Regions from separate parts of the Mus musculus genome. Here region 2 is linked to region 1. Evidence: chromatin contacts called from ENCODE Hi-C or POLR2A ChIA-PET data. All regions are on one chromosome and are shown on one strand. Each heading gives the region's core, a stretch centred on a gene start or an enhancer-like site at or near the end of the contact. The rest is flanking DNA. Distances are from core to core; before and after follow the strand shown. Region 1 holds the start of Atp5o (ATP synthase, H+ transporting, mitochondrial F1 complex, O subunit). Region 2 holds the start of Donson (downstream neighbor of SON).

What was found. Hi-C counts contacts between places; a loop is a spot of excess contacts on that map. ChIA-PET counts read pairs that join two places held with the same protein, here RNA polymerase II (POLR2A).
Region 2: POLR2A ChIA-PET joins it to region 1 with 10 read pairs in embryonic stem cell. The contact joins the promoter of Donson here to the promoter of Atp5o in region 1. A Hi-C loop is called at or near these places in 1 of 37 maps with a recorded cell type or tissue (gastrocnemius). POLR2A ChIA-PET finds 5 or more read pairs at or near these places in 3 of 5 experiments (Patski and embryonic stem cell).

The regions. Positions count from the first base shown.
Region 1 is chr16:91,928,973-91,934,243 of GRCm38, forward strand. It overlaps Atp5o (ATP synthase, H+ transporting, mitochondrial F1 complex, O subunit), which reads right to left and starts at 2,658. Exons shown (of 7, transcript NM_138597.2): 1 at 2,548-2,658; 2 at 1,382-1,432; 3 at 1-37. The coding sequence starts at 2,583.
Region 2 is chr16:91,686,417-91,691,687 of GRCm38, forward strand. It overlaps Donson (downstream neighbor of SON), which reads right to left and starts at 2,312. Exons shown (of 10, transcript NM_021720.1): 1 at 1,991-2,312; 2 at 1,379-1,459. The coding sequence starts at 2,296. It overlaps Cryzl1 (crystallin, zeta (quinone reductase)-like 1), which reads right to left. Exons shown (of 13, transcript NM_133679.2): 12 at 4,288-4,333; 13 at 2,906-3,499. The coding sequence ends at 3,400. Gm10785 (predicted gene 10785) reads left to right here and starts at 2,482. Exons shown (of 6, transcript NR_040389.1): 1 at 2,482-2,864.

The sequences.
Region 1 (5,271 bases), core at 1,408-3,907:
CATAGCGGCCTTCGATGCCGTAGACCTGAACAGGGGGCTGGAAACAAGAGTAAGAGGGGGGGAGTGAGGCAGCTAAGTCAGGAACAGAATTACCCCCAACTCCAAGACTGCATTCCCACTGCCAAGCCAAGGTGCAGTCCTAAATGAGAACTCACAAACTAGGGCCGTCTCCCTGGCCAGGACCCTCTACCTTTAGAGGGGCAGAGAGGGCAGTGTCCAGCGTCTCTCCCAGCTCTCCCTACCTGCAAATGTTACAGCAAGCTTTGGCTTTCTTTGATCTCAGTGACAATGCCATCCCTAAGCACAGGAGTTTAGTACGACGGCAGGCAGTTGTGAAGATTAGCAATGCAGGGGCAGCAGTAAGAAGTGCACATGTGGATGTGTCCCTATCACGGTCATGGTGTTTTATGAAGTTCTCAGGAGGAATAAAATGGCTCCACTCACAGAGGCTGAAGGAATCTGGTGCTGTTATTAAGCGTAGCGTGTGTTGCTGTAAGTTCCACCCAACGTCCCTAGAGCATTGTATTCTGCTATTCCTAAGGGGACCATGAGTGCAGATCACTGGCCTGGTTGCCCGAGAGCATACAGCAGCCCAGGATATCTTCAGATTCTGCCATGCATGAATTAGTAACAATGAACTATAGAATAAATGCACGTGCAGCCATACTTCAATCTGTCTTGGGCCAGAGGTCAGTCAGACTTCTGGTTTAAAAAGAATAGGCCAATAGACCTCTGCAATCAATGGTGAGACTCTTGGTGCCTGGGAATGGTACCTGTCAGTACTGATTCTGCTTGGGGAAACAAGGTGCAGGCTGCAAGCAGGCCTCACATCTGAGCAACTCGGAGTTGCCACAGAGTATCAACTGTGTGAGAATCTGGGCACTTCACTTTCTTTTGTTAGAAACAGTTCCTTCATAAAAAAAAGAATGAAAGGCTAGCTTGTCTATGGACGATTGCTAGGAAAAACAATTTAAGAGTCTTTTATACATACAGTGTGTGTGTGTGTGTGTGTGTGTGTGTGTGTGTGTGTGCGCGCGCACGCACTACACGCAGAGAACAGAACAGAAAACTTTCAGGTCTTTCTTTCCTTTCCCCCTCCGGGTTCCAGGGATTGAACTCACACCCTCAGGCCTGCCATCCAGCCCTTACCTGCTGAGCTCTTGCTGGGCCCAAACAAGTTATTTTTAGAACATTAAAGTCTAGGGTTGAGCCCACCCTGTGTGACAGGCGCCCAACAGCATCCCCTGCACCCAGGCACTCATCTGGGAACTGCCACCCTTGCAGACCAAGGTTATTAATTACACACTTCAACGTATTTCTGTTCAACTCACTCTTTCATTGTTTTCCAAACACACACACACAAATAAGTAAGCTGACATACCCTTACAAGCTTGGCAAAGGGCCTGACCACAGATGTACTGAAGCTCCGAACCTTTAGAACAAAAGAAAACAGATCAGACAGGGTTTCTGCATTAGCTTAGCAATGTGTTAAAATAATCTAATCAAATACTTGCGCAATTCCTTTCTATCATCACACAGGTTATATGAGTGGGAGCTGCTCTTTGTTATACACTCCCTATTGAGAATCACCCCAAATCCCTCCAGAAACTGCCTTCCCAACACCTTCCTCCCTGGATAGCTGAGAGAGAAAAGCTGCTAACTTCCCAAAGTGGAATTTTTCAAAATAATTAAGAGCTTTATCACATTTGGGAAGAATGCTTTATGAAAGCGGAGGATTTATATTACATCACCTTTGAGAAAAACTTTAATGAACATGAAATGAGTCCAGTCTTAATTCAAGGAAACCTACTTGCTTAGGAACTGAAATGCTATCTAAGACCAAAGATCTCTTGATACAGCACCAGGCTTCAGGCACTGTGTCTGTCACTGGAGCAGCCTGGAATCCAGTTTAAAAAGCGTTTTGCGAGGGCACAGGTCACAGTCATATACTACTCTCTCTAGACTAGAATGTACTCGATTGGAACTGGCTATGAGGGTTAAAAAACTTTCTAACGCCTTAGTAATAATTCTGTATGGTGCAGATGAAAACCATGACGGCTGTCGATACAAAATTATCATGGCAGATGACCCAGGCACGTATTTTTTTCCACCCAATTCCAGGTTCTGCTGGACTTGGCCTGTTGCAAGCTCGCCATCACTCACCAGCTGCCAGCCAAAGGGGAGACGTTTAGCCCTTCCCCCCTTCTTTATAAACACAGGGGATGCGCTTTTCCAACACTCAAAATCCTAAGCAGCAGGCAGCCCTTAGGTTTACCAGCAAGGACAGGCATGTACTCTCCCCAGTGCTCTCTCCCATGCCCTTGCCAGCTGCTCCGCTATGCAGTGAGTCCTGGATGTCAAGGTCAAGACAGAGAAATCCGTGCCCACTCCCCACGGGGACGAAACGCGGATCCGCCCCACGCTGCCTGCAGTCGCCGGGCCCCACGACCCTGGGCGGGCTGCCTGACCCCTCAGCCACGGCCTCACACGCGGCGATGGGAGCCGGGGACCCGCAACCCTGGGAGGGAGCCTCCCGCCAGCTTCTACCTGTCGAGACAGTCCGGACGCTGCAGGCGCGGCCATCTTTTCCCGGGCGGCTGTAGGTCAAACCCAAATGAAAAGAGACTACTGGCGCCAGAGCGCACGCGCGCGCGCCAGCGTGATCGCTCGGCTTTCTGGGAAATGTACGCGTCAGGAGCCCGGGAGTGTGGGTAAGAACCTCTTGCATGCTGGGAGTTGTAGTCCGTACCTGCCGCGGTCCGGCTGGACTCGTGAACCGGAACCAGAAAATTAAGTCTGAAATTAGGTTTAGATTTAAACTCTTTGCACATGCATCGTCAACATCGTTGACTCGTCTTGAACCTGCCAAGTGTGCTTCTGTGGCAATGCTTCAGGCTTTACTTAAAACAAAAACCAAAAGTGAACCTACCCGGGCGCACTTCTTGGCTCTTCTGGCCATATTTTGATTACATAGGACAGTTGACAGGTGTGTTTGTGCTTTTTCTTTTTTTCTTTTTTTAGATTTCTTTATTTACTTCATGTATATGAGTATACTGTAGCTGTACAGATGGTTGTGAGCCTTCATGTGGTTGTTGGGGATTTAATTTTTGTTTTTGGATCTCTGCTCGCTCCAGCCCAAAGATTTATTATTATATTATACATAAGTACACCGTAGCTGTCTTCAGATACACCAGAAGAGGGCGTCAGATCTCATTATCGGTGGTTGTGAGCCACCATGTGGTTGCTGGGATTTGAACTCAGGACCTTCGGAAGAGCAGTTAGTGCTCTTAACTGCTGAGTCATCTTGCCAGCCCGTGTTTGTGCTTTTTATACCCACAGACTCAAAATCTATATATAATTTATCTATATATAATTTACTTTTTAATATGAGGGAAGATGGATACAGAATTATATGGGTTGCAAATACATTCTTTTAGAAATTGTTTTATGTGTTTGAGTGTTTTCCTGCATATATTCACGTGTACCATGTGTGCCTGTTGCCTTAGAGTCCAGAAAAGGACATCTAGTCTCTTGGAGCTGGAGTTAGAGGCAGTTGTGAGGTGCCAGGGGGTACTGAAACTGAGCACAGGTCCTCTGCAGGAGCAGCCAGTGCCCAACCGCTGAGCTGTCTCTCCAACCTCAGAAATACATTTTGTATAAGCAAATTTCTAAATTATGGCACTTTAATAAACATGTCCATAGCTGCAGAATAACCTACTTTGATTCTATAACTTAACCATTCTATGACTTTTCAACATAACTCACGTGGTTTATATTACTTTAATATATTACTTTAATACACATCTGAGTATCTTTAGATATACTTTTTCATAATTTCAAAAGTAGAATTTAAAAGTTGATCGAGCAGCTTGACAAGTGAGCATGAGCACATGGGCACATGAGGCAGAGCTGCTTCTCTTCGGCTTACACTCTCACTAGCTGTGTGTGGATACTTCACTCCACTGCTGCAAAATGCTTTTACGTAAGCCTAATGAAAAGCGTATTCAGCACTGATCACATCTTATGGAACTGCTCATGTGTAGACAGCTGTTTTATATCCCAAGTCTCAACAAGGTATCAAAAAAAAAATCAACCTGTTTGCCTTCACAGGCTGTACTGGTTAGTTTTTCAACTTGACACATACTAGAGATACCTCTGAGAGTTAGACAGAAACCTCAGCTGAGAAACTGCCTCTCCCAGTTGGCCTGTAGGCAAGTCTGGGGACCATTTTCTTGATTAGTGATTGATGTGGGAGGGCCCAGCCCACTGATGGCAGTACCCAATGGCAGGTAGCAAGGGCAGGCGATCCTTGGGTTGTATATAAAGCAGGCTGAGCAAACCCTGAGCGGAAGTCAGAGAGTGGTGAGGAAGCAGGGGCTCTCAGTGGATCTTTGCTTCAGTTACTACCCTCACGTTCCCACTTCTGCTTCTTTGTTGATTCCTCTCTGGGATGAACTGCTACTTGGAAATGAAAGTTGAAACAAACCCTTTCCTTCCCCCAAATCGTCGTGCCCTTCCCCCCCCCCCCCCCCCCCCGCCACGTGTGTAGCTCTGGCTGTCCTGGAACTCTGTAGACATTGAACTCAGAGATCTGCCTCTGCCTCGGATTAAAGGCGTGCACCATCCCTGCCCAGCTTGTTCTGTGTCTTGTCACAGCAAAAGAAGCCAAAGTAGAATAGAAACCTTGTACTCTATGTAAAATCAAACCGCAAGGTTGCATTTTCCTGAAGTATAGCTACATGCAAGTTTACAAGCAATTTGGGTTTCAATAAATGTAATAGAAAATTTAAAAGTCCCAGGCTCAAATACACTCGGGAAATTGTAGACCAACTATTGCACTGTCTTTTATAATAGACTCTAGGTTTACCCTGTGGCAATGCGGTGCCTTCTATTTATTCTGCATCTTCATTCCACTCTAGCTCCATGCATAGCTCTAAAATGGCAGCTGATGGTTGCTTGAATTTCAAGGTTTGAGTTTCAGACAACCCTCAGGTGTAAGTGTGTAACTGTGTCTGTATTTTCTGGGAGGTGAAACAGATTTAGATTGTTTAAATTTTTTTTTTTTTTTTTACATTGTTGCAGTCAAGGCTAATAGAATGAGTCAGACTCGCACAAGGGCAGGGCTACCCTGGGAGAGAAACCCAGATATTTAAGACCGTACCTGTTTCCATCCCGCCCCCCCCATTACCCCCCACCCCCCCCAGGATTTCTCTGTGTAGCCCTGGCTGTCCTGGAACTCACTCTGTAGACCAGGCTGGCCTCGAACTCAGA
Region 2 (5,271 bases), core at 1,062-3,561, 240 kb before region 1:
TTTAATAAAGACTTATCAGTTCTACTCCTGTTTGCTAAATGTCAAAATTTATGAATGGTCTAATATTAAAAATGGATTATACCTGACAAGTCGAGAGGGAGGAAAACTAAGCTATTGAGAGGTCTCAGAGCACAGAGATGACTCACTGGGTAATAGCACGTGCCACTAAGCCTGACAGTTTGAGTCGGAGGAAGAGAACTGACCCGAGAGGACATAAGTGAATAAAGCCAGGTGGGGCGGGGCTGGAGGGTCCTGGCTCACTTCTGAGTTTTCATATTTCTATACTACAGACAGCAAAGTAGAAATGTTTCCAGTACCCATCCTCTACCCCCCAAGAGAGAGTTTCTCTGCATGGCGCTTGCTCTCCTGGAACTCACTCTTATAGACCAGGCTGGTCTCAAATGCAAAGATCCACTTGCCTCTGCCTCTAAGCCCACTTACATTCTTAGTATTTAAAAAGTATCTTGTAAGGCTCAGAACTACTGAGACAATAGTATAGAGACAACAGCTCTTTCTTTAGGCTTAGCCATCTTGGTAGAACTTTTAAAGGGTTTTAAAAACATTACCTTCAGTTTTAAAAAAAATACAAAGAAAAAACAATTATAGTCAACTAGCTGCACAAGTCCGTATTGTCCACTCCAGAAGGACTTCCTTAGGGAACATCATACAAAGATCCTGTCAGAGAAGCTGACTATGTGAACACTAGCATGAATCTTGGGCACTCTCAGCCTGTTCCCAGTGGGGAAAAATGCATCTACCTGTAACTATGAGCAAGGGAGGGCAGACTGTTTCTCAACTTGTGGGAAGTGTTGAGCTTGATCCCCAGCACAAAGCAGGCTTTGGCCACCAGAGCCCATGTCTAGTATCAAAACACCTGTATAGAAATAATCACTCTCAAGTTTCTCTTTTCTTCTCAGAGAAGGTTCTCATGTGTCCCAGGCTGGCCTCAACTGTCTCTGCATCTGAGGATGCTATCAAAGGCCTGGCAATCCCTCCTTCACTCCAGTGAGACAGCTCTAAGTGTACAGCATCATGTCCCATGTAATTCATGGAATTCCTGGGGATCCAGCCCTGAGGTCTTTGAACATTAGGCAAGCATTTTACAAACTGAGGTTCAGTCCCAGACTTTGAATTCATTCCTGGAACTCATTTTTTCAAGAGAAAAGCTTTTGAGAAGTATGTTTATTAGAATATACATTATATTCAGCCCTTTGAAAGTATTTCCTAGAGTGAGCCATTGAGATGGCTCAGAAGGTAGAGGCACTTGCTTCTGGCCTGCCTGACAACCTGAGTCCAATCCTTCTACTCACACAGTGGAGGGACTGGCCTCTACACACACAATTGTGGCACAAACTAGAAATGTAATTTTTAAAAGTACCTGGGACAGTTCCGTGCCAGTTCTTTCATGAGATGATGTGTCCTCCCACAGCAAGTTATTTTCTTCATTAGAATCTAGAAGCTGAGGTTAAGAAAAGAGTGGTCCTTTTAAAACCTAAGCGATGAGGGAATGTGAACTATGTAAGGGCTCACCTGGCACACCAGGTTCTCAGGAGAGTGAGTGGGAGCTCACATCCATACAGTACCATGTTTCATTGCAGATTTGTGCCTGAACTTATCTAAACGGGAGGAAAGGCCAGACTTTGACGCATTTAATAACTGATACAAAAATCTTAGACCAAAAGTTCCAAAAAAGCTTTATGAGTAAAACCAACATTTGTAAATTCTGACCCGATTTATCTTCAACAGTCCACAGTAATTTCAAGTGCCTGAGAAAAAGGTCTTGAAAGGATGGTGAGAAGGCAGATTCTGTGGCTTTCCATCACAGTTCGGAGGACTATTCGAGCCACCTTCCTGGGTATCCATCCCTAAGTCCTTCTTACAGGAGAGGGCAGCCACCCCCTCCCCCGCCCCAGCTCAGGACATCAGCCTGCGGCGGCTGTTCGCGCCCATTCCCACCCCTGACGCCCGGCTGCGGGACGCGGAGACTCACCGGGCCCGACGCCCCCTGAGGACCGCGGAGCGGCTCTTCGCTGGCCTCGTCCGAGACTCGCGGCCGGTTGTCCAGGCGAGCGAAAGGGTTCCTGCGGGCGATGGTCGCGGCGGCGCCTCCTCTGCCGCCGGCGGTCGGGAAGGGGCGCAAGGGCAGCCCAGCCGCCAGCGCGGCGCGGCGGGGCGCGGGCTCCGGCAGTGAGGCGGGCACGGCGGCACCATGGTCCCGAGACCTTTTCCGGCGGAGCCGCACGGTCTCAGGCGGCCTCTTGAAGCTAGGCGAGTAGCCGGGCACCGAGACAGCCATTGCGCAGCACCGAGGCAGCTCCGCAGCCCTGCCGGGGCTTCCCGCGCGCCCCGGCCCCGCCCAGACCCCGCGCTGCTCACGGACTGGAGGCTCCTGAGGCCCCGCCCCGCCACGGGCCCGCCCCGACGGAGCATGCGTGCCAGGCCGTGCCGCCCCGCCCAACAGATTTCCCGGTGGCCGCTTCCGGCCGGGCGCGCGCAGCTCGCGGCTCTCCTGCTGCGAGGTCGGCGTCGCTGAGAACGCGACGGCGGCGCGCGGCACCCGGTAGGGCTCGGAAAAGGGATTAACAGTACCAACTCGGCAGCGGGCGTAGTGTCAGCCCCGGGTACGGAGCATGAATGCACAGCAAACAACACATTGATTGGTGGTGATGGGCAGTTACTTCTCTCCGTGAGAAGCCGCAATATCATTCTGAGAGAGACGGTGATGGGCCGAGCTCAACACAGTACCCACGAGGGGGAAATGTCCGCCAGCTTCAGGCTAGCCGCAGGCCAACTCTTCCACCCTTGTCCCCAGTGCCCGACCACCGCAGCCCTCTATGCAAATGCCGTCACTACTACAGGACCAGGTACTATGATTCCGTATGATCTCGGAGAAATTCAGAGTGAATGAATATTTAAAAACATTTTAAATGCCAGTGGATTAGATACTTTGAAGTCGGAAAGTACAAATGCTAAAATAATGGCATCAACGGTTTGTTAAGGAAGGTGTTGAGAATGAAGTTGATAACAAAATCAAATGACGTTTGGTATAGCAAAAGCATGTGACAGATGTATTTGCTAGAATAGTGTAGCTTTTGCTGAAAGCAGTTTTCTTAATGGAAAGAATTTTATAGCAGAGGCAAAGTGTACAGATACAATAACTAAAAGAAGCTTTTGGAATGTCCCCTTCAGATGGTAAAAAAATTATCTGGATTGTTTGCACATTAATTTTGGAAGTATTTTTCAAATATGTCAAATAACCAAACATCTTACTGTGGCAGGAAAACAGGCTTAAAAATATAAAATCTTGCTTTATCGTCCTTGGTTTTTCTCAACAATTTCCAAAGAAAACTGGCTTCCCCCACTGGTGTGGGTGCATCCGACTGAGATCAGGGAAGAGAATTAAAATTGAACGACTTGCTTTTTTCTTTCTTGATTTTTCTGAACAACTTCCATGGAAACCTTTGCCTCATACAGTGGGATGGGCTCATCGAGCAGAGGCCTGAGGAGGGAAATGATTCGAGATGTCAGGCACAGGCACAGAGGAGCACAGCACGCAGGATGCAGTAGACCACACATTTGCTTATTTTCCTTTATCTAACACAAGCAGCTCGAGCCTTTAATCCCAGCACTGGCGAGGCAGAGGCAGGTGAACCTCTGCAAGTTGCTGGTCAGCCAGCCTGAGCTAGATAGCTATCTTAAAAAGAAAAATCCAAACAGAAATTACAAATGCATTCATTAATATTTCTGTGGCTTAAAGAAGTAGTAATTTCCCCCCTTTTCTTTCTTTTTTAAAACTGGGTTTGTCTTGTTAGCTAGCCCAGTATGGCCTCAGACTCATGACTCTTAGCCTTCCAAGTGCCTTGAATACAGCTGTGTGCCACAACACTGGGCTAAAAGTGTTTAGGTTTTGAAAGAAAAAATATACTACTCAGTCCCTTTATCTAATTCTTACTTTATAATTGATATAAAATCCCAATTTAAACAACCTTGTCAAGCTCTGAATTATTTCAAATTCTTTGGCTAGAGGGGAAGGAGAAAGGAGAGACACACAACAGAATGGGGGTAGGGGTGTGGGGGAGAAAAAGCACAAGATCCTCTCTCTGTGGCAATCCTCACAGGTGCACAAGCAGACACATTTTGAGAAACATGAAAGAACAGCTATTTGTCTACAGTGAATTAAAAAAAATATATACAAGTACTAGATATACCATAAAATTGGAATGAATACAAACTCTTTATGTCTTTGAGAATTGAAAAATGATGATTTAGTTTTTTGTTTTAGCATACCTGAAAACACCAGCTGATAACTTCTCCATCACATCTTTTAAGATACGTAAATGGAAGGATTGTTAAGGTTCAACTTAGCAGAGAGGGGTAAAGAAACCATTCAAGATGCTGGGCAGGACTCCTTTTTCTTTATATATAGCTTTGCACTTTCAAATTCAAAGTGGCACCACAGCTACTAAAACTGTCAGTCACTGCTAGAGCAACGGGATGATTAGCAGTATCTGAGGTGTGACAGGAACACAAGCGCTGGAAGGCGAGTGGTAAGGACAGCCAGCCAGCCAGCCAGCCAGTCAGCACGGAGCTGGTCAGGGGTGCCATGGTCTTCTTCACTTAAGCATTATGCACGCGGTATAGTCAGCATTTCAGCTCTCACAGGGAGTTAACATTCATCAGTTGATCCGGTTGGTAACAGGTTCAACTTGTTTCCATAAATTCTTTTATTTGTTTCAAAAATGAGAAAAAAAAACAAGTTAATATGCATCTATTTGTGGCAGTTTTAATGAAAAATGTCCCCCACCGGTTCCTGAGTCTGAAGAATCAGCCCCGGTTGGTGTTAGAGAAGTTATGGAGCCTTTAGAAGGTGCATCCTTGTTGGAGGAAGCGCTTCACCGGGGCAGGCTTTGATGGTCTATGGCCTGGCCTCATCCCTGCTTACTGCTCGCTCTCTCTCCCTCTCTCTCACCTATCTTGATGACAAGGCTTCCCAGCCATTATGGAACTGTAGGCCCAACTGAACCCTTCCATAAACTGCTTTTGGTCATGGTGCTTGCCGTAGCAACAAAAATGTAACTAACATACTATGTTACTAGCAATCAATAGTATATCCATATTAAGAAAAATAACAATAAATAAGAAGATCTGGAGAGGGGCTGGAGAAATGGCTCAGCAGTTAAGAGCACTGACTGGCCGGGTGGTGGTGGCACACCCCTTTAATCCCAGCACTCAGGAGGCAGAGGCAGGCGGATTTCTGAGTTCGAGGCCAGC